Regions from separate parts of the Mus musculus genome. Here regions 1 and 3 are each linked to region 2. The links are chromatin loops, found by intact Hi-C in ENCODE. Cell type or tissue: heart. All regions are shown on one strand. Links, peaks and the distances in the headings refer to the core of each region. The heading gives the core; the rest is flanking DNA.

Evidence for each region. A loop is a pair of places that touch in the nucleus more often than their neighbours do. Peaks named below come from ENCODE experiments on the same cell type or tissue, not always from the same donor. Only the 100,000 strongest peaks of a DNase experiment are listed, where the experiment ranks them.
Region 1: a loop joins it to region 2, with 3 times the contacts of the local background. A loop is called at or near these places in 29 of 42 quality-filtered maps.
Region 3: it touches region 2 in a loop (3-fold over the local background); 12 of 42 quality-filtered maps call a loop at or near these places.

The regions. Positions count from the first base shown.
Region 1 is chr9:75,033,643-75,041,341 of GRCm38, reverse strand. Arpp19 (cAMP-regulated phosphoprotein 19) reads right to left here and starts at 3,610. Exons shown (of 3, transcript NM_021548.4): 1 at 3,381-3,610. The coding sequence starts at 3,425. It overlaps Gm51714 (a long non-coding RNA gene), which reads left to right. Exons shown (of 2, transcript XR_003948357.1): 1 at 1-2,775; 2 at 2,875-4,098. In heart, for the core only: a CTCF peak has its summit at 3,706; a DNase peak (open chromatin) is centred at 3,691; H3K4me3 peaks cover 2,406 bases; H3K27ac peaks cover 1,370 bases.
Region 2 is chr9:74,901,979-74,909,677 of GRCm38, reverse strand. No RefSeq gene overlaps it. Among named protein-coding and RNA genes, the nearest start is that of Gm38678, 40 kb to the right of the region's middle. In heart, for the core only: a CTCF peak has its summit at 4,618 (motif pointing left); a DNase peak (open chromatin) is centred at 4,637.
Region 3 is chr9:74,997,901-75,005,599 of GRCm38, reverse strand. Fam214a (family with sequence similarity 214, member A) reads right to left here. Exons shown (of 13, transcript NM_001113283.1): 3 at 1,151-1,335. Among named protein-coding and RNA genes, the nearest start is that of Gm51280, 35 kb to the right of the region's middle. In heart, for the core only: no CTCF peak of the experiment used is centred there; a DNase peak (open chromatin) is centred at 3,789.

The sequences.
Region 1 (7,699 bases), core at 1,712-6,711, 130 kb before region 2:
CTCATAGAGCTTCTGCCTCCTGACTGCTGGGATTATTAGGTAAACTACTATAGCTAGCTAGAGGTAATTTTAAAATGTTAAGTTAACTTCGGTTCTAAATAGTTAAATGACCTCATAGCTTATATTAAAGGAGAACTTGTCATCACCTGTCCTATGGGATAGTTAACTTTTAACCTGCTAGCATTTCTCAATATATTAGATATTTAGTTTCAGTACAATACCAGCTACAATGAACAGTTTATAGACTGACTTTGTTTAGTTTCTGTTTAAGACTGGTACAAACTAAAGAGAGATATCTGTGTACTTTTATGCTCACACATATTTACCTATTATCCTAATTAAAAATAGGGGGCTGTCTGATTTCCTTCTCTTTTTAACCTTTGCTTTTTAATTTTATTTCCACCAGTCTGTGAATTTCTTCTCTTAATGTGAGCGTACACCATTCAGAAGGGGAGAATCATTAACCTTGTCTTATTTCATGCAGGGTCCAAGTATCTTAAACTTTTAGAAACAACAAACTAACCCACTATAAAACCTTAAAAGTATTTTTAGCTGAATACTTAAGCTTTAATTGAAGGTCAACTGGGTACAGAGACAATAATCAACTTTTCAGGTCATGTAACTGCTCTTCCAAACAGAAGAAACAGGTGATCTGGCTCACGGGAACACAGAAGTGACTTTGCACATTTTCCTCCTGTTTAAGGATAGTGTCCATGCCACAGGCATTTACAATGTACAGCCAATCTTCATTTCAAAAAGGGACATTACATTTCCCACACCCTCTTGCTGGTATTAATGACAGTAGCTAGACAACAAGTCCTAAAAATGCTCGAGGAGAGAAACAAAGCATAGAGAGAAAAGATTAAAAGTTATCCCTGATATTAGGTATTGTATTAGGATATTTTGAAAAATTATTTTATGTACACTCTTGGTTTTGCCTGCATCATGTCTGGGTGAGGGTGCTGGATCCTGGAGTTACAGTTGTGAGCTGCTGCCATGTGGGTGCTGGGTACTGAACCTGGGTCCTCTGAAGAGCAGGCAGTACTTTTAACCACTGGACCATCTCTATAGCCCTATATTAGGCTATTTTAATCAAAAGTACTTATACTCTAGAAATCAGTATTTCAAACCTTAGCAACATATTAACAAGCATTACCCAAAATTATTTTAGTTGGGTGTAGTGGCAGCGCCACTGTAATCCTTGAACTTGGGGGCTTAAAGCCAGAGCACTTCAAGTTAAAGGCCAGCCAGGACTACAGAGTGAGCCTCTTCCTAAAAAAATAATTAAACAGGGGCCAGCAAGATGACTCAGTGGGTACAGACTCTAGCCACCAATTCTTACAATCCAAGTTCAATCCGGAACTCTCATGGTGGAAGGAGAAAACAGACCCCCCACAGGCTGTTTTCTGATCTCTATACAGATACCCCCAACACACAACAAATTTTTTAGAAAGAAAATTATCCACCACACTACTAGGTAGCAAATTCAAACTGAGCTTCATTTCAGCGTACTTAGGAAAAGACAGACAGACATGGCCTTTGAGTTCCTAAATCCAAAGCAGTTATAAACATACCAAAAACTTTGCAATATGAACAGGTAATATTTAAGATTATTGCTAAAAAAACCTGTAACCTTTAAACTATATGCATTGGGCTGGGGGGGGGGGGGCTTCAAAAAAATCTATTGCTCAGCTGGGCCTCGTGGCACAGGCACAGGCTTGTAACCTGAGTCACCTGGTGTCTGCGCCTAGAGGATCCCAAATTCAAAGCCTGGCTGGACTACAAAGTGAGTTCAAGTTGCCTGGGCAACTTAGTGAAATCATTTCAAAGCTGAAATCAGGAAGGTGAGGGCCAGCATGGTTATAGATCAATAGTTTCAGGGCTATCCTCTCTAGGTAACCGAGCTACACCAGCCCCAGTCTCAAAAAGACAAAAGAGGGGCTGGGCATAGTCAGTCAGAAAGTGTTTGCTTGCACACACATAATTCTCCCTCTCATGCTGTTTCACAAAAATGGGGGGAGCGGGAACCCCAGGAATAGAGCTCAGTGTCCCAGAGGTCCTACTACAGAAGGAAGGAAGGAAGGAAAGGAAGGAAGGAAGGAAGGAAGGAAGGGAGGAAGGAGGGAGAGAGGAAGGGAGGGAAGAAAGGATAAATCCTTCGTTTTGCAAAGTATAATATGACACAACATTATAACTGCCTACTGTTTTTATTATCCTTGTTTTCCTTCTTTTCGCCAGTTAACTTACAATTACTATCAGAAGAGAACTATGACAATGGAAGAAATAATAAAGGGTAAGTTGACATGATTAGAATATATGGAATGAGCAAAACCCACTAATCTACAGTGCAACATTAGTATAAGGATTACGTTTAAACATTAGACCAAATTCCATATACAGTAAAGCAGTTTGGTATTAATTATCAATCAATTAATAAATTTTGAGACAGGATTTCATTATGTACTTCCAGCTGGCCTGGGACTCACAAAATTCCTCTAGCTTCTGCCTGAGTACTGGGATTAAAGGCCCAATTTGGGATTTTTTGTTTGTTTTTAAAGAAAAATTGTTGGGAACTCATGACTTTTCTCCTTTGTTAGCTAACTGACTCCATGTACCCTGGAAGTCAAAGCATCATAATAATTACGACGGAATGGGCAGGCACTACATAAGCATACAGGCCTCAAACTCGTAGGTGTGCTGCTAGCACATTTCCCTTCAACAGAGACATACAAATGAGCTGACAAATATATCCCCATGATTCGAGAAATATCTAAGGTAGTGAAATTTCCTAAAGCTCCAATTCTCGATTTTTAGTCAAGTGCCACATGCAAAGCCCATCAGCTAGCTTTTTTTTTTTTTTTTTTTTTTGAGCAGAAGTTGTGCTGGGTTTTTCGTTTGGGCCTCACAGCCGTCGCGGGACGTAGGTACTATTACCGGGACTTTACCGATAAGAAGACTGAAGCCCAAAGGGTTCAGGAAAGAGATCACGAGGCCACACAACTCACAACCCTAATAACCGAGCCCTGCATCGCTGCCTGAATGGAGACACCACCTTAAAGAGTTCCCTGCAAGCTCACAAGTGGCCCGAGCGCTTCCGGAGGGACAACGTCCTGAGCAAATCAAAGCCCACTACAGAACCTGGGTCCCTAACATGGGCCGGAGTCCTAGCTGCCTGGTACACTTGGGTGCTACACCGAGGCTCGGGAGCGGATCGGTTCCTTTCCACTCGCCAGGGCCCTCCCCGGTTGCGGGAGGAGCCGTCGGCGGAGGGCTCCAGGCCGCCCTCGCTCCCGCGGGCCCGCCAGCCAAGGTTCCCGCCACACCAGGTCCCGCGGATCCCGCGGGTCTCGAGGGTTCCCCGGGTCCTCCGGCACACTCACCTTTTGCTCCTCCGCAGACGCTGCCTCGGGGACTTCCGCGGACATGGTGCTCCTTCTGCAGAAGAGACGCCGGGAGAAGACAGATTACCGGGAGGCAAGACCGCCCGCCACCTTCTGCCTGCCCCGCTGCCCGCCGGGCCGGCGGCTACCGCCGCCTTGTGACGACACGGGCCCCGGGCTCCCGCCCGCCGTAGCTCCCGCAGCCCAGGCCCGCCAGGCTCCCGCGCCGCGCCCTTACCTACCTATCCCCGCGCCTCCGGCCCTGCGACGCCCGAGCACTTCCTCTTTCCCTCAAAGGTTGCGGCTCGCGCCTCACCTCACTTCCGTCCATGGGCGCACAGTGCTTCCTGGGAATTGTAGTTGGTCTGTGGCGCTGTGTTCCCCCTCCCCTCCACTTCCCCCGCCTTTCCAGACAACCCTGACCTCCTATTTAGTCCTCTGCTTGCTTGGCAGTACCTCTGCTTCAGTTTAACCCCATCCATCTTTACTTCCTCTGTTCTCTAACCTTGCCTCAGCGCCACCTTTTCTTCTTAGATCAACCTCTTCAAGCTACCACTGCTCCGGAGAGTTCTACAACAAGCACAGCACCATTACACAGGAATTGTGATTACTTTAGTAATGTCACCATTCCTCTTCATGTTAGCCACAGCAGGGAAGAAGTCAATATTTTACTCCCAGACCTTGATATTTCCCATGCAATAAATCACTGATAAATCAATTCAGCTTCCATTCCTTGCTCTCCCACGGCAGTCAGCTCAAAACATTGATTTTCAAAGCAATGATTTTCTTAACTGTCAAGTCCGTAGCTTCATATTTATTCGTCATTCTACTAAGCATCTTATAGCTGCTGGCACATTTGGTTCCAAGGAAATGTCCCTTAGAAATCTGGGGCTAAGGCAGACTTATATAGTTAACTAGTAAGAATCAGAAGGCAATGCAAGCAGTTCTGGAAGACAGGAGAACAATCAAAACCTCAGAGTCATTGGATATGGAATGTGGAAGACATCAAAATCAAAGCTGAGCCCTCTGGCATAGGACTGTAATCCCAGCTGTCTGGGAGGCTGAAGCGGAAGTGTGGCAAGTTTATGTATGCTTAGGTTATAGAGTAAATCAAAGGCCACCCTGGGGGATTTAGTGAGGCCCTGGCACAGTGGTAGAGAGTTTGCTTAGCACGGGCAAGTCCCTGCATTCAATCTCTCTCTCTCTCTCTCTCTCTCTCTCTCTCTCTCTCTCTCTCTCTCTCTCTCACACACACACACACAGAGAGAGAGAGAGAGAGAGAGAGAGAGAGCTTGGAAGTTGGCTCAGTAGCAGATGGATGGGTTGCCTGGAATGACTGTCCCTGCGTTTGACTCCAAGCAGCAGATTAAACAAGTATAGTGGTGCAATGCTTGAAGTCCTAGGACTGGGGAGGTAGAGGCAGAAGGATCAAGAAGTTCAAAGTTATCCTCAGCTTGAGTTTGAGGCTAGCCTGGGCTATGTGAGGCCCCGTGTCAAAAGTAAACTAAAACAAGACAACAACAATAACAATTACAAAGGCCAAGCAAACCCAAAACCCCAGCATGTGCAGAATTTCAGACAGGAAGTCTTGACTGATACTTCAGTTTGAAAAACAAAACGATTAAGAGTTCTTGTTGGAGAAGGAAGGAAAGGGTTAACCAGCCAAGTAACAATTTAAGATAAAAGGGTTTAAGAGGCTAACTCTTGGACAAAGATATCCCTTGAGAATGGCTCAGTTTGTCCCCAAATCAACTGTAGTTCCAGGACTTTGCAACCTGTAATCCCGGAACTTTCCAAGTGGAGAGAGGGAGAGAGGAACTTCAGTTCAAGGCCAGTTTCAGCTAGGTATGAATTCAAGCCCAGCCTAAACTACATGAAGGCGAGTCGCCAAAACCAAAACTCAACAACAACAGCAGCAGCATATTTGTTACCATTCTATACTGACAAATTAACCTTCTGTGCTTCCCTACAACTCTGCTGTATGGGGGTGGGGAGAGAGGGAATCAAAGTATTTTTTTTTCTAGCTGTTCTAGAACTCACAGAAATCTGCCTGCCTGCATGTGTCACTGTTCCTGGCTCTTTTGTTCCAGACAGGGTCTCACTCTGGCCTCAGTCACAGCAAACCTCCTGCTTTAGCCTCTCAGTGTTTTTCACTTGAGTAGACCTGTATAGAGAAGGAGACTGTACTAGTCAGGCTAGTGGACACAGCTAACTAATATTTTTATTAATAAAATACTATACATTATATGAATATGAGTAAATTTGGGGTTAAAATGTAACAAGGGACACAGGAGAAATGTATGTGTAAAGAAATCTGTTCCTGGGCTGGAGAGATGGCTCAGCAGCTAAGAACATTGACTGCTCTTCCAAAGGTCCTTGAGTTCAATTCTCAGCAACCACATGATAACTCACCACCATCTGTAATGGGATCCGATGCCCTCTTCTGGTGTGTCTGTAGACAGCAACAATGTACTCACATCAAATAAATAAATCTTTTTAAAAAAGAAATCTGTTCCTAAAATGAATAAAAATATCTATATAAAAATGATAAACTGATAACCACTGTTCCAAAAATTGACTTCTAAGCATCATTGAACCCTAATGATACAGCAATTCTGTAACTCTATTGTCTGCTGTACAAATAAATGTATTAACAATAAAAATTCGCCGGGCAGTGGTGGTGCACGCCTATAATCCCAGCACTTGGGAGGCAGAGGCAGGTGGATTTCTGAGTTCGAGGTCAGCCTGGTCTACAAAGTGAGTTCCAGGACAGCCAGGGCTACACAGAGAAACCCTGTTTTGAAAAACCAAAAGAAACAAACAAAAAAAACCAATAAAAATTCTCTGCAAGTTTTAGCTGCAGAGAGAGAGAGAGAGAGAGAGAGAGAGAGAGAGCAGGCAGACAGAGAAGAAAGGGAAACAAAGACAGAAAATCAATATATATTTACTCCTAAAATAGATAACAACATTCCTGTCAGGGCAAATCTGAATTTTGGGGAGACAGGCTGAGCAAATGGAAAATTCCTCAGGGGCAAAGTCCTGTTTTGTGGAACTATCTGATAAGCCATTCTTCCTCCAGTAACACTGCCAACAAGAGCCATAAAGCCTGCCTCTGGTCCCAGTGCAATGCTCACCCACATGAGGAGAAAAGAAGGTGTTAAGTGTGGTGGTGCACATCTGTAATCACAACACGAGAGAAGCAGAGCAGGAGGATCAAGAAGTCAAGGCCATCCTGAGCAACAGAGCAAGTTTGAGCTAGCTTGGGTTTCCTGAGTCCCACCTCTAAACAAAGAAACATTCTCTGTCCCTGTGTTACCCTACAGCAGTGTTCCAACCTAAGAAAAGAGGAAATAGAAGCCAGGAAATATGGACATGGAGATTTTGCCCTGTGCCCAAGATACCAGAACTGGGAGCGAGAAGGGCCGGCGTTTGGAGGCAGGCCATTTTCACTCCCAGTGGTATATTCTGTAGGAAGCTGGAACTGAACAAAGCAGCTTTAGACAGACCTCAGTTCCCAGAGGCTGTTAGAACACTATTCAGCACCACCATAACTCGTGTACTTTAATCTTTAAGACTGCACGCACTGAGCTGCAGTGCTCCATTGCCCAAAATGCTCTCCTCTGATCCCTAGATAGTGGTCATTCCTCCCCACTCCCCTTTCTGTTTAAAGCCAGGGAGGGACTTAACTATGCAGCTCCACAAGATGGACTCATAGTTGGGAGTATAGCTCAAGTCTGGCCTCAAGTGAAATGACCCTTCCTCCTATGACTGATTCCTGGTGTAACCAAAATTTCAAGTCAGTCGACCAAGAAACAGCAATGGGTTCAAGGAAATACGGTTCTGTTTCTGTTGCTGGTATTTTTCTCCATCTGGACTGCAGCTACCTACAACTTATAGAAAGCATGAAACACAACGCAAAGCATCTGCATCTGTCGACACAGCTATACATTATTAAAATTCCTCCTCTGGTGTTTAAGAATCTGGGCTGTTCTGGCCCCCAGCATTGGATTTTCTCTACATTTTCATTCTTTATGGTCCTTGCATGCCCTATCACAGGCCTGGCTCGTCATTCCTCGTTCTGCCCTGTCCCTTAACCTCTTTTGTTGAGTCTCTATTTAAAAGTTTACTTTTTGAGATGAGTGGTCTCAGTCTATAGTTTAGGTTGCTCTTGAACTCATGATAATTCAGGGTTCCCCTTTCTTCAGTCTCCCAGATGTTGGTATTACAAATAGACCTGGCTTTATCCACTGCTGAACAAGAGGATTTGGGGGCCGATGGGATGGCTTCATAGGTAAAGCAAGCACCTGAACCCGAGCCTG
Region 2 (7,699 bases), core at 1,723-6,722:
CCCAAGGTCACAAGCAAAGATGTTCTACAGGCGTTCAGGCACACGCACAGCGCCTGCCCGCCCGCCCGCTGGCATTGCCCTTGCCTTTTAGCTGACGTGAGTACGTCCCAAGTGTCCCTGCACCTGCCTCCACCCCCTTTATTTATTTGTTTGCTTTCGAAGCTTCGTTTGGTCGGAAGATCCTTGTGCTTGGGGACTCCGGCATTGCCCGGTTCCCTGCTCACCCTGCAGCACTCAGAGGCTGGCTGGGCTCCAGGATGAGTCAGAGGCTCGTGCCCCACACACTGGAAAACAAAGGGGGTTTCCAGCCTTTGTATTCCAAGGTGCTGAGCTTCGGTGGCGTGAGCAGGTCACTAAGGTGATGTGTATTAGATACAAGCTCACAGAACAGAGTGTTTGCTCCCTAAAACCTGGGCAAATGTTTCCAACTGGGTTCATAATAAGCTTCAGGTTCAATTAGAGGCTATTGAGGCCATGTGTGTGGCTCAGTGGCAGAGCGTGTGCTCAGCGTGTACACGGTCCTGGGTTTTGTCCCCAGCACCACCCAAAGAGGAAAGGCATTCATAGCTGTTGAAGACCTGGAGAATCCGGCCTCACCTATCTTTGTTCTCTCCCATCTGGATCTGTCACAGGTTTGTGGTCACCAGAAAGGTTGGCCCAGGAGCATACTAAGAGTAGAGTTAAGGCTGAGGGTCAAAAAGTAGACCCTAAGGCTGGGGCTGTAGCTCACAGCAGACTAGTATCTTAGCATGTGTTTCAATCTCCAGTACTAAAAAAAAAAAAAAAAAGGTTCATGAGCACACCTCCTAACACAGGCACACATACACAAATACACACACACACACACACACACACAGAGACACTCAAGCAGACACACACACAAAAGCAGACACACACAGACAAATACACACACAAAAGCAGACACACACAGACAAATACACACACACAAGCAGGTACACACAGAGACACACAAGCAGACAGACACACAAATATCTACACAGACACACACATACAGACACACACATACACACAAGCAGTTCCAAGAAGACAGAAACATAGACACAAGTAGGCAGACACACACATAAGTAGATAGTCACACACACACAAACAGACTGACAGACAGGTAAGTAGGCAGATATAGATACACACACAGACACATAGATATAAGCAGACACAAGTAGATGGACACACATACACAACAGACTGACAGGCAGGCAGACAGGCAAGCAGGCATGACACACATACACACACACACACACACACACACACACACACACAGAGAGAGAAAGAGAGAGAGCTGAGTCAAAGAAAAAGCAGGAGGACACTTGGTGATGGCTTTAAATATCCTGGTAGCTTTTGTATAGATTTCTCCCAAATTGCCATATTCTACACACAGTTACAAGTAGCCCCCTCTCTGTGTGACACAGAGTGGGATCTGTGTTTCCCAGGAGGAAGATGAATGTAGTCTCACTGAGCAGTATATGCATGCGTGACACTCTATGTGACTTAGGTGTTCATCATTTACAGAAGTCAACTCTTCTGTGTAGCACTTTTTCTTAGAGTGGCTGAGGATGAGGCTTCGTCACTAGAAACCAGGAGTAACAAGCACACCTGTAATCCTAGCTCTCAGGAGGTGGAGGCAGGAGGATCAGACATTCAAGTTCAACCTTGGCTGTATGGTGAGTTTCCCCAGCGTGGGGTAATAAGATCCTGTCTAAAAGCTTAAAATCCTAACACCTCAGAATATTTAATCTGGATACGGAGATACAACTTCCAGCTTGCAGAAAATCAGTAGAAAAAGTGCTGGACACAACCAAGTGACCTGGCATCCTTTGGGACAGGTGACCCCGTCTTCAAGGAGTCAGAACATGACTAAGAGGAGTTTAGTGGCTTGAGAAAGACATGAAGGTTTCAGGTCTATAAAAAGCAGGCACATTGTATGGTCTTATACTGGATACTACTTCCCACAATCTCACTATAAAGAGCATTTTTAGGGACAATTTGGGAAATTTTAACATTTACTGCAAATTATATAGTATCGAGGATATAAATGCACAAGTTAATTTGGTTAACTATGAAAGATGTTATTTCGACTCCAGAAACGTGTTTTTATTTTTATTTTTTAAAATGTGAACCGAGTTTAAAAACCAACTTTCTCTCCCTTTCCCTGGAATTTTCAGCCTTTAAAAGGAAGGCGACAAGACCAGGGTACGCGTGGCTGTGCTGCAGTTTTATTCTTGTTCTGGCGACCTGAAAGCAGGTGTTAATAGTCACAAGTGGGGCCAGATTCATGGGGAGAAAAGAAGAGCAAACTAAAGTGTTTGTGGACGGACACACACACACACACACACACACACACACACACACAGCTCTCCTGTGCTGCCTCTGTGAGTGGCTGAGTTCTGCTCAGTCGGCTGGCTAGTGTAGGCAGGACCTGTGTTACAGGAGGCTTCTTGCACCACAGTCTGGAGAGGCCTCTGACCCACATCCTCTCACACTCACCGGAGCTATGGCAAGGCACTCTGCAGCAAGAGACAGGCACACCCTTGTTTGCATCATGTGTTCCAGGCCTCCCAAGTTCAGGGACCCACTTCAGAGGTAGCAGGAAGCTCTGTGTTAATATTATCAGAGGACTCACCCGAGGGTGGGAGGGCAGTTGAAGTCTCTCTCTAGAGTCTTTAGTTCCTCCAGCCACACAGACCTCAGAGCTATGCCTTTAACCCCTCCGGAGAGCCTCAGGAGGGAGAATGTATAAACTTGGCCTTGACTTCTTGGATTGTGCAGTTTGGAATAAACCTTGAGATTCACAGACAGTGGCCTTGGATGTTCTCAACAGGAACCAAGAAACTACGGATGAAGTCAACTCCAAAAAGCTCATCTGTGCTTGGCTGAGGTAGAGCACACCTGAAATCCTAGCACTCACTGTGAGGCTCAGGCAGGAAGAGGCAAAATTGGAAGCCATCTCGGGCTGCCTAGTTAAGTTCCATCTTAGCTTCCATAGTGAGACTGCCTCAAACAAAACCAATACAAGCGAAAAGAAATCCCCAATCTACCCTCACATCTCCTACGTTTGAGCCGCAGACCGTCTGGGTTCTGTTCACTCAGAGAGGACTGGGTGTCCCACACTGCTAGGAAGCAGGTGAGAAATAGCTGGGTATTCCAGTGTTGCTCTGGGAGCAGGCAGGGATGCCCCTCCACCAGTTAGCAGCAGGCTGTGGATTAGGAGTGGCAGAAAGGATGTCTTTAAATAGGTTTCCGTTTCTGTTTGTTTGGTTTGAGGCTTGGTGATGGAGGTCACTCTGGGAGAAGCTTGGGACATAGCAGAGACTTTGGGCTTACATTTCGGCACCATCGCCCTTCCACTTCCATGAAGGGAAAGAACAAGGTTGGCTGGGCAGGGTAGAAAAAAAAAATGAGAAACAGAAGGATCTCTGTGCAGGGAAGGCAACACCTGCAATATTATTAAAGTATACTTTAGGGCTGGCAGTGTTGCCCAGTGGTAGGAGCATTTGCTCAGCGTGTGCGAGGGGGGCCCTGGGTTCTGTTCTGAGCACCGATAGGAATGATAAACACACCTATGGCTTAGTCCTCCCTGGAGTTCAGCCCGGCTGGCACAACCCAGCTTGACGAGGACTCCTTGGCGCTCAGTGTTGGAAAGCATGTGTCCTAATAGCCACACACCTCCTTCATAGTTAAAGGGGTTCTTGCTTTGTGAGCAAAATGTGCCTATCCAAGGTCCTAGCTAGATTAAGGTTAAGTCCTTCAGTGGACACTTGGTAGCTTGCTTGCTTTTGGTGTGTGTGTCTGTGGTGAGCATTAAGACAGTGTTTTGCCATGCATCCCAGCCTAGCCTTGAACTCACAGCCAACCCCATCCCCCGCCCCCCGGGTCACTGTCCGATCTTAGGATACAGGTGTGTGTACCCTCGTACCCAGATAGCCTGGGTGTTTTAAACACATTGTTTGGCTTCCCAGGGCTCTGCAACTAACAAAGAGCTGAGCTCACCAGGGCAGGGTGCTGACTTGAACAACTTCATGCTGAAGTGAGCAGATTTGGTTTGTGAGAAAATTGAATGAACCCATCCCAGGTGTACAATTATAGGGGAGAAAATGTGTGTGTGTGTGTATGTACAGGTAGTGCATTTATCTATAATACAAATATAAACTTACATAAATTTGTTTATAATTTTGTTTTTTAAAAATGACTTAAGGAAAAATGAGAAAAAAATGATGTGATATATAGTTTATTGGACTAAAACATTTGGGAGTACCTTTTGCTACTTTTCAGAAGTGTGACCTTGGGCACTTGGGGAGTCCTCTGAGAGCACCAGACAAGCCCTCTCTTGGGCTCCTTCAGGACAGTGCAGGCTGCAAGAGGAGGAAGGGTGTGGTGGGTGGGGTAGATAATTTAGCCTCGGAACTCGACATCACTGTTTATTGCCTCATTCTTTTGTACCTCGTCACCTAAATGTCCATAAAAACTGCATCTCCTTGTAGTTATTATACATCACACAGTGATGTCACCTGCTCTAATGTGAGCAGAAGTTATCTCAACATTTTACAGCCCTCCCTCTTTTTGATCCCTGGGTCTTCCGAGTTTTGTTGACAAGCATGTGGTCAAGTGCTGCCATCTAGTGGTCAAAGTCGATATAACTAAGACGCAGAGCTCTGGGAAAGATTAAGGAAAGGCCCAAGCCTGTCTAGCCTTTTGACCCTGGACACATGGTCATTTACAAAGTTTAAGCTGGAGACTACCCACTTGAGTTACAAAGCCAAGCGCACACACACACACACACACATACACACACACACACACACACACACACACACACACACACACACACACAGAACTCATAATGTTTTAACTATGTTTCCAATTTCCTTCCATTGCTATCTAGGGCTTATTTCCTCTTATTGATTTTTATAACCGATTTTATAGTGACAAGCATTTGTATGCATGCTTCATTGTGACCGGGCCTTTTTTCGTTCTTTTAGTTACGAGTGCAAATGGAAACTGTATGAAGAACTTGATGTGAAAGTGTCAGGTTGGTCTCTAAAGTTCCTGAACTTCTTACACTCTGGTCAATGACATGATGAAACTTAAATTCCTCTAGGGAGTCTCCAACGTGAGTTGAGGCTTTATTTATTTATTTTTGGTTTATTCATTTCTAAAACAGGGTCTTGCTGAGTAACTCTGGCTTGCCTAGAACTTGCTGTGTAGATCAGGCTGGCCTTGACCTTGTTATGGTCCCCCTTTCTCTGCTTGCCCAGGGCTATATGACAGGCATATGCCATAAGGCTTAGATTTAAAAAGAAAATGCTCTCCTAGCTGCCAGAAAGTGATGTGTCATTACGGTTTTGATCTTCATTGCCTTAGTGATTTAATATGTTAAGCATGTTTTATGTGCTTGCTAGCCATTTGTGTGCCTTGTTTTGAGAAATATCTACCCAGGTTATCTGGCCAATTACTAGCTAATCTTTGTATTTCCAAGTCGTTTTCTATATATGTTGCATGGTCCATGTTTCATCTGGGCAGCTCTTAATTCTAATTGGCCAGGTCTCATGGCCATGTTTTTATGACTCACCTACCCGATAGAGTCTTCTCCTCTCCCCACCTTCTCTCTCCCTCCTCCTTGATGTCTCCTCAGACCCCCAGTCCAGGAAACAAAACAAGACCCATCTGTCTTCTGCCCAGCGATAAGCTGTAGGCATCTGTATTCATCAATGGGGCATAACTTGGCAGCAAGATGACATAGCATCACTTGAGTTTGCGTTAGACTCTCCTCATCGCTGGGGGCCACCAGGCCAGTATTTAGCATTACAACACATAGCAACATACTAAACCTCAACTGTCCCAGTAAAGAGTGCCACTCATAATTGGGATGGGTGTACACAGATTGCCCAGGGACTGGTATCCTAGGTTCTGTTAAGTTCACAATCAAGTTTACAAATATTAACTGTAGGCATATATATTTTTTGCAACCTACTTATAATAAGGGTTCAACCTCTCCTCTAGCCCACCCCCCAGCAGAGGTAGTGGAAGAGGAAAGTCATTAGGATATGGGGAACGTGGACCTGTTCAGCAATAGCTCTTTGGGGGCGAGCTCAATCTTTTTTCTCAGCAGTTCAGTCCCATAGCAAACACCAAGTAGGATTCAGCAGCATCAGTCCAGTCCTCCAGGCAGGCAGACACCACACATGAACTGGCAGCTACAGCCCAATCCTTTCGGCAAGCAGACATCATGAATAGACTAGCTGCCGTAGCTCAATCCTCAAGGAAACGCAAGGCTCGCTAACCAGCCTGAGGCAAGGCCTCAGAAGCTGCAAGCTGTCTCAGGAACCTCATGAGCAGTTCTTTAGCAAGTTTCTCTCAATGGTGTCGTTATCACAAGTTGAGGTCAACAACTCAATGTAAGCTGACCCAGTATATGTGTATCATTAACAAAGAATAGCAAGGCAGAGCAAACCAAACCAATGCTCTCTGCTTGTCTCCCACTGTCTGTGGGGTCATATTTATACTCCTTCATCACGGGTTCTTTCACATGTTTGCTATATCAAAGCATCCTTTTATCCGTGTCTGCTTTAGCAAGACATCCTTTCACCTGTGTGCCCCAGCAAACCATCATTCGACATAACTAACTGTCCAAAGAAACTAGAAGTTTCCACTTTGATTACCAGTCACTGGTAGGAAGGTGTTTGGTTTTGTTCAGGCTGATTTCTCCTAGCTCAGCTCCCAGTTCCACAGCCCAGTATTCATCTAGAAGCCTGTGTTTTGTCAATGTGATTGTTGTTTATAATCTGTGAACACCAGGAAGTATTCTGGATAGATGTGTGTGACTGTCCAGGTTCCCAGCAGTGTCCTGGAAGTTTCTAAAGCATGTTATGAAAGTCATAGCTGCCTTTCCCTTTTTGTTTTTAACTCAGCTTTATGGGGTCTCAGTGTGGCCGGTACTTCCAGCAACTGTGATATTAAACTCTTAATTTTCACTGTTCTTGACAAAGCCCCCAGGACACCAGGACAAGCTCCAAGTGTCAAATAAATACATATCCTGTGAATAGAGATCTCGGGGCTTCTTGTTTTTGTAGACAAGGGCTTTGCTGACTGGGTGTCTCCCCAGCCCTCTGGTTTTCTCAAACACTCACTACTCAGATTGTGGCAAACCCATGACTAATTCCTACGGCTGACTAAGTTGTTTCTGCCAGTGTCCTTGTTGGTTTTGTGGGAGACAGACTTTGGGGAGCATCTCTCCCTCCCCTGGTATGCCTAGGGCCCCTTTCAAGTCACAGGTCAGTGGAGACCAGCTTCAGAGAATAGAGACTCTTCTAGAGCCTCTATTCATGGCTACCTTCCTCATTCGGTGTCTGTCTGCTTGAACAGAACACGAGTGTCTTCATGTGGTTGTGCTACCCAGCAATGTGCTGGGGAAGAGATCCATCTACCCTCTCCTGAGTTCACTTCTTGAGAGCATCATGGCTCTGTGTACTCAGTGAGGTCTGGAGAGAGCTTACTGAGCACTGAGGCTCTGTTGTCTTCTGGTTCATTCATTCTAGATGGAGCCTTGCTGTAAGTGTCAGGTCTAAGGCACAGCAAAGCAGAGGTGATGACCGATCTCTTGTGAAGAGTGACCTCACTGGATGTCTCTGGGCAACACAGACAGTGTGCTGACCCACTAAAGAGCACTGTGGTGTGTGGGAGGAAG
Region 3 (7,699 bases), core at 1,554-6,553, 96 kb before region 2:
GTGGCTTAGCAGTTATGAACACTGTCTGCTCTTCCAGAGGTCCTGAGTTCAATTCCCATCAACCACATGGTGGCTCACAACCATCTGTAATGGGATCTAATGCCCTCTTCTGGTGTGTCTGAAGACAGCCACAGTGTATTTACATATAATAAATAAATAAATCTTAAAAAAAGAATTTCATAAATTCATAAATTGGATGGATCTGGAGGATATCATCCTGAGTGAGGTAACCCAATCACAAAAGAACTCACTTGATATGCACTCACTGATAAGTGGATATTAGCCCAGAAACTTAAGATACCCAAGATACAATTTGCAAAACACAAGAAAATCAAGAAGAAAGACCAAAGCAAGGATACTTCATTCCTCTTTAGAATAGGGAACACAATATCCATGGAAGGAGTAACAGAGACAAAGTTTGGAGCTGAGACTAAAGGATGGACCATTCAGAGACTGTCCCATCCGGAGATCCATCCCATAATCATCCTCCAAACGCAGACACTATTGCATATGCCAGCAAGATTTCGCTGAAAGGACCCTGTCTCTTGTGAGATTATGCCAGTGGCTGGCAAACACAGAAGTGGATGCTCACAGTCAGCTATTGGATGGATCATAGGGCCCCCCAATGGAGGATCTAGAGAAAGTACCCAAGGAGCTAAAGGGGTCTGCAACCCTATAGGTGGAAAAACAATATGAACTAACCAGTACCCCGGAGCTCGTGTCTCTAGCTACATATGTAGTAGAAGATGGTGTAGTCGGACATCACTGGGAAGAGAGGCCCCTTGATCTTGCAAACTTTATATGCCTCAGTACAGGGGAACACCAGGGCGAAGAAGTGGGAGTGGGTGGGTAGGGGAGCAGGGCGGGGGAGGGTATAGGGGACTTTCAGGATAGCATTTGAAATGTATATGAAGAAAATATCTAATAAAAAATTGAAAAATAAAAAAGAGTCCATAGCTAAAGGAAAGGGGATGGCAGCATAGAAGACTACTGTGGAGTGGGAGGCAGGAGGGCTTCCAACATCGCCTCAGCTTAGGGAGTCACCTGGAGCACTTCCAAGCCACATTCAAATATAAAAATCACCATGACAGAACAGCAGGGAAGAAGACATCAGAGCACAAACAGCAATGGAGCCTGGTCCGGTCCTCACCTGGGCCAGCTTGTCGCTGCATTCATGTCTGGCCGTTCCTGGGAAGCGAGACTGCGCTGGAGGGCAGTGGAAACTCTCTGCACGGCCTTTCACAGAGCACTCCGGGGTTCGTCCTTCAGTTATCAGCAAGGCCAAAGAGACCAAGAACTCCTCTGCGTCATATTCAAAATACTCATCCAAGGCATCTGGCATAAAAAAGAAAATTCTTCATTGTATTAAGAATTCCACCACTTGAATTAGTCACATTTTTTTTTACAGTGTTGCTGTTTATCTATCATTATGGGACTGAACCCAGGGCCACATACACACTAGGTCACCGTTTTACCATGCCAAAAAGTGTTCTACAACTGAGCTATATCCATAGCTCATTAATTTTTAATGAATTAATTGTTTGGAGATAGGGTTTCATACAACCCGGGCTGGCCTTGAGTTCACTGAGTGGTAGAGGTTGGTCTTGAACCCCTAACCTCCCTGTCTCCCACTCTTAGGTTCTGAGATTACAGCACCATTCCTATCTACTCACTGAGATAAACCTCTAATCCTAAAGTACTCAACAGGATTCCATGACAGCTGGGGGCAACACTCACAGCACTCAGGAGGCTAAGACAAGGATTGTTGTAAGTTTGAGGCCAGCCTAGGCTACACAGTGAGTTCCAGGCAACTTTTGGTTATACAACACCCTGTCTCAAAGAAGCAAAAACTAAAAAAACAAAAACCCAAACCATCACTGCCAATGACAAAGCCTTTCTCAGACTGAGGGTGTAGCCGAGACCTAAAAGCCCAGCACTGAGGGGGTGGAGGCAGGAAGATGACAGCTGACACTTCAGATGGGGTTCTACTGGCATGAGCATCACTAGTTCTAAGTACGAGGTCCAGATAAGCTCAGTCCTCAGGGCACTGATGGATGAGGACTCCTGCCTGCATCTCACAGGCAATCGAAGCAAGGGGAGGGAGCTGGCACGTACTCACCCCAGACAATCTGCAATTTGGATATACAATTTGGTTCCAGAAACCAGGCCCTTAAACCACTGTAATAATGCTGTTGTTCACCATGACCATAAAAATCTCCTATTACATACTTTTGTTTCTTAAATTAAAATGAAAGTAATATATATCTAACACACACTTTTGTTCATTTGGTATTTTTGTGATACAGAATTATTTCTGGAAATAGAACTATAAATTATAATAATGAGCTGACTGGAAAAGAGAGGGTCTCAAATCTCCTTTGGGAATGAAATTAGATCATAAATCGAGGGGTATTTACAGAGAGGCCGAGAGACATACGATTATCCATCATTGTTCCTACCTTTACATTTTTTGTTACATTTTACTACTTTATTTGTGCATGTGCATGCGTGTAGGCACCTATGGAGCAGGTGTGTATGCCACAGTGCAAATGGAGGGTCAGAGGACAAAATGGTTTGTTCACTATGTGAGGACTGACCTCAGGTCATCAGGCTTGCTGGCAAGCACCTTCACTAGCTGAGCCATTTTGTTGGCCCCTTACTTTCTATCTTTTTAAAAAACACGTTTTAACTTAATCTAGTAGACCACTTTCCTTCTCAAACGTAGGCCTCTATTTTTACTTAACTAGAACTATGGCGTGATCTATTTAACCAATCCTATACTGTTGGATGTATAGGATGATCCAGTTGCTTTCTAAATAGATAAAGGAATTTTTATAAATATGTTTGAAAACTAATATGCTTGAATACTCAGCTTAGTGAACTCACTAAGGCTGGAATAAACTCACAAATGAACAATTTTGATTCATGTTAACGAACAGGCCTCTCTGAAGATAAAACAATATTATCTTAAGTTATCTTTTTAGCAATCTCCTAGGTTTTTTCCCTGGCCTCTTTCCCACTTTACTCTGAGGTTTCAGTGCCTGGAATCTTTCTACTACCTTGGCAGGCTATAGAAATAAGTCAAACAGCATGTGCAGCAGCCCAGCCAGACTTGGGAAGGACACTCCTCCTCCATCCCTCTACACAGAGCTGTGTGCTGCCCAACTGCACTGGGTTTTTCCAGGGTGCAAAGGCAGCCACGTGTGTGCATGGCAGGTTCTGGTGCAGTCAGAGGCTCTGCTCACTCTGCGTCCTCAGGAAGCCTGTGATCTCTCCTAGGGCTTTCCCTGAGCTACTTCTAACTTAACTTTTTTCCCTTTTCCCGTTTCCCTTTTCCCTTCCCCTTCTTTCCCCTTTCCTTCCTTCCTTCCTTCCTTCCTTCCTTCCTTCCTTCCTTCCTTCCATTTGTTAGGTTTTTGTTGTTGTTTTAAGAATTTTTTTCTTTCTTTTTTTCTTTTCTCTTTAAAGACAAGTTCTCACTTAGTTTGGGCTGGCTTTAAACTCACTATATAGTCAAGGCTGTACTTAACCTTCTGGTCTTCCCGCCTCTACCTCCCAAATGCTGGGCCAGCTGGCCATGACCCAGCTCCACTGCTTCTGAAGAGCAGAGATGCATAGACTCTCAGGGCTGAAAGAATCCTGAGAAAGTCAAACTCAACCTCCAAATAAGCTCTCAGACACTACCCTGGGAACTGTCACAGCCAGTCCTTGCACATCTAGTGACGAGGTGACCTATTTCATCTGTGGCTCTTTCCAAGTGTCTAGAGCTTTCACTATGCCTAAGCTGCTTGCTTTTCTAGATGAAGTGGGCACCAGTCCAGAGCCTCGAGAGCTCGGCTCTCCAAAGCCCCAGCCCAGCCCCAGCTCCCAGCCAGACTGTAAACAGTACACAGAGGCTGAGGGACGCTGCTCCATCTCCCAACCTAGTGGAGATCTGTTTTACTGAAGACCCACTCCACTATAATCCTCAGGGTACAAAGGTTTGGTTATATCTCTCCTTCGGTGGTTGGCTTCCTAACGAATGCACTTCTAGACCCTCAAGCCCGATGCTCAGGCCAGAGCTGCCACAGAGCCATCCGCTTTAGCTGGATGGACAATGTGGCGTGAACTCTGCTTTGGATGCTGACGGAGTCCCAGGTCAACTCAGCTTCTGCAGCTCCCCAAATAGTCCCTCCATCCCAGACAAAGTCCTGTGTAGAAAGCTCGTGTCCTTCCATTCTCTCTCCAGTGCAGCAGGCAGCTTTCTCCTCTCCCTTTCCTACACCCACAGGTTTGTGAAGAATGCCCCGTCTATCTGTGGAAGGCCTCTTTCTGACCTGCTCTCGGCACTGACCTCTTCCTGACTTCCTTCTCTTCCCAGTGCTTGCATAAGCCACTGATGCAGTGAGCAGCTGTTGCCAGACACTGGCACGCAACCCAGAGTCATGCCTTCCACATCCACATGGACCCATGTCACCATTTCTTATGGACAGACAACCTTCTCCAAAATTGGGGCACTGACTAGGAGAAAGGAAAGGCTAAAGAAACCAATCAGCACTACAGATGAACTAAGTCAGCACTACCATGCTGACAGCCCTGAAGCACGCGGAACCATCTGTTTCCTCACAGTGAGTATGTATCTTAACCATGCATCCCTGGAACCCACCAAAATGTGAGCAAAGAAGAACAACCGCCCACACTTGTTCTCTAGTCTCCATCTATACAACATGCACACACACAAACATACACGTCCACTCTATCTCATGCACAATGCACATATACACATGGTATTTTTTTAAAAAATTACATAAACCTTAAAAAATTATATCAACACATGATTATGAGAAACAGCCACAATAAACGTCATGGATTGACTTCATTTTTGTTTTTGTTTTTAAGATTTGTTTGTTTTTGATTTGAGACACAGTTTCTCTGTGCAACCTAGGCTGTCCTGGAAGTCACTCTGTATACCAGGCTGTCCTTGAACTCACAGAGATCCACCTGCCTCTGCCTTCCAAGTGCTGGGATTAAAGGCATGTGCCACCAGTGGACAGCTTAAAGATTTAATTTTTAAAGTTAAGTACATATGTGTGAACTGTGTGTGTGGATGTACAGGTAAGCGCTGGTGCCTACAAAGCTGGGTGCCCTGAAGTTGGAGTTGTGACTGACCCAGCATGGGTCCTGGGAATTGAACTCTGACCCTCTGTTCTAAACTACGGAGCCACCTCCCTAGCCCCATAACACAACTCCTTTATTTCGGCTTCCCCCTTATTAATCTCTATCTCTGTATGTTTGTGAGTGCTCACATGTGTGTGAGGATGGAGGTTGGTGCTGGGCGTCTTCCCCAACTGCTCTCTACTTCTTGAGGCAGGCTCTCTGGCTGAACCTGGAACACACTGAGGGAGTGTAACTCACCTGAGAGATCTGCTGTCTCCACCTCTTGAGTTGGAGCTGCAGGTGGCTGTCAGGCCTGCCAGGCTTTCATGTGGATGTTGGTGGTCTGAACTCTGGTCCACATTTGTGGCCAAGTATGTAACTCTCAGAGCCAGTTCCCCAACCCCCTTTCCTTTAATAAAACTGACTTCAGACTGCAGTCACAACAGTTATTTGTAAAAAAAGAAAATTTTTTAGAATATTTCCATACACATAAGGGGCACAGAATAACTATTAATTAAATTTAAAATAATACCATTGGACACTACTTCCCTCCTTTGTGGGTGAGAAGAAGAAATTTCAAAGTCATTTGCCCAAGCTTACATACATTATCATCAACTCTGACTTATTTTTATTTCAGAAAAAAGATTCAAAGGCAATCAACTCAACGTATGGTGTGGATTCTAGAAAGCTCTCTGGACAACTAGAGAGTTCTCTTGTTTCCTTTCTTTCTTTCTTTCTCTCTTTCTCTCTTTTCTTTCTTTCTTTCTTTCTTTCTTTCTTTCTTTCTTTCTTTCTTTCTTTCTTCCTTTCTTCTTCCTTTCTTCCTTTCTTCCTTTCTTCTTCCTTTCTTCCTTTCTTCCTTTCTTTCTTTCTTTCTTTTTTAAGAAATAAGGTATTATTTAAGAAACCTGCAGCTTGTTATGGGTTCTGCTGGTTGCATTATTTCTATTCAATTTCACTTGGTTTTGTTGTGTGTGTGTGTGTGAGTGTGTGTGTGTTGCATGTGCCCGAGTGCACGCTGTGTGTGCCACACCACATATGTAAAGGTCTGAGGGCATTTTCTAGAGTCAAGTCTCCCCTCCTCCTGTCCTTTTGTGGGCTCTGAGGATCAAACTCATCTGGCGGTGCATTTACCTGTAAGACATCTCACCGGTCCTCTTCTGTTGGCTTCAGATAAATGATACTTTAAAGGCTAATTGTATGCACAAAGGGTTAAATACGATGCCTAAATTAGAATTAATTTTGAACCTGGATTATTACAATGTGAGAGTTGGTACAAAGATGTAAGCTCCAGGACTGGGCAAGCTGAGATGATCCTTTCCTCAGTGCTGTGCAACAGATGCAGGGTTCCAATCACGCTACTGAGGTGGTCAAATACTGAGTCTCACCCCCAGCCAATGTAATCAAAATTCTTACCTCTGAAACTTCTGAAGAAAACAAAGTCTTTGTCCTTTGATTTTTGGCATATCTTGCTATGGTAGAAACTTAGGTTTGTTTTTAGTTAACAGTCAGCTATTAAATAACAAACCCAGCACAGTCGGTAGACACTTACTTTAAAACACTCTAACTGTACTCGTTCAGAGAGTCAGGATGACTTCCTTAGTGGCCTTTCTGCCAAAGAACTAGAGAGTGAATTAAACTATTCTTTTCATGAGTGTTTGCTTTCTGATGTATTTGTCTGCCTGAAGAAATGTCATGAGGCATGTTCCTTAAGAAATGAAGCTGGGGGATTGTAGAGCAGGCTCAGTACTTAAGAGCACTGGCTGCTCTTTCAGAGCACCCAAGTTCAAATCTCAGCACTGACATAGTGGCTCACAACCACCTGTAAATGTAATTACAGGAGTCTGATGGACTCTGAGGACACAGGCTGTAGGTTGTGCACAGACAGACATGCAGACAAAACACCCACACACAAAATAAAAATAGAAATGAAGCTAGAGTATACTCAACAAAACTGAAAGCCAAAGAGAAGTAAAATCATGTAAAGAACTTTTAAAACAATGTTTCTTCCCTCTTTTGCTGCGGTGTGGGGGGTGGATGGATAAGCTCTTTCATTGTACTCCAGCTTGGCTTGAACTTGCTATATAACCTAGCTTGGCATCCAACTCCAAGAAATCCTCCTGTCTCAGTCACAAAATTGTCCTTTAATTAATACCTGCTTTGTAATTATAATGAAAAGATTCACTGGAGAATGCAGTTTTACACAAAAGGGCAGTAAGATCCAAAGAGTTCAATTTTAGGCAAGTTCAGACATGTTACTTAGTTTCTTTGTTTCTAATGGAGGAATGATAAAAGTTAGGAGAGAAAGACCTTATCTGTCCTTGGGGGAAAGTAGGACTTTCCCACAGGCCTCCTTTTCTCTCCAGGGGACAAGCTGAAGGGAAACCTTCCCCCTTCAGGAAACTGTTAGCCTCTGGGCAGTTTCCATCCAAAGCAGAGGAAGAGGGATAGGGGTTACTCTCACACTAAGTTTGGTTTGCAAACTTAGGGTGGGCACCTCTTACAGGGAAATGGGAACAGATTTCCATGCTGAGGCGCAGGAAGAAGCAGAGTTGAGCAGTCC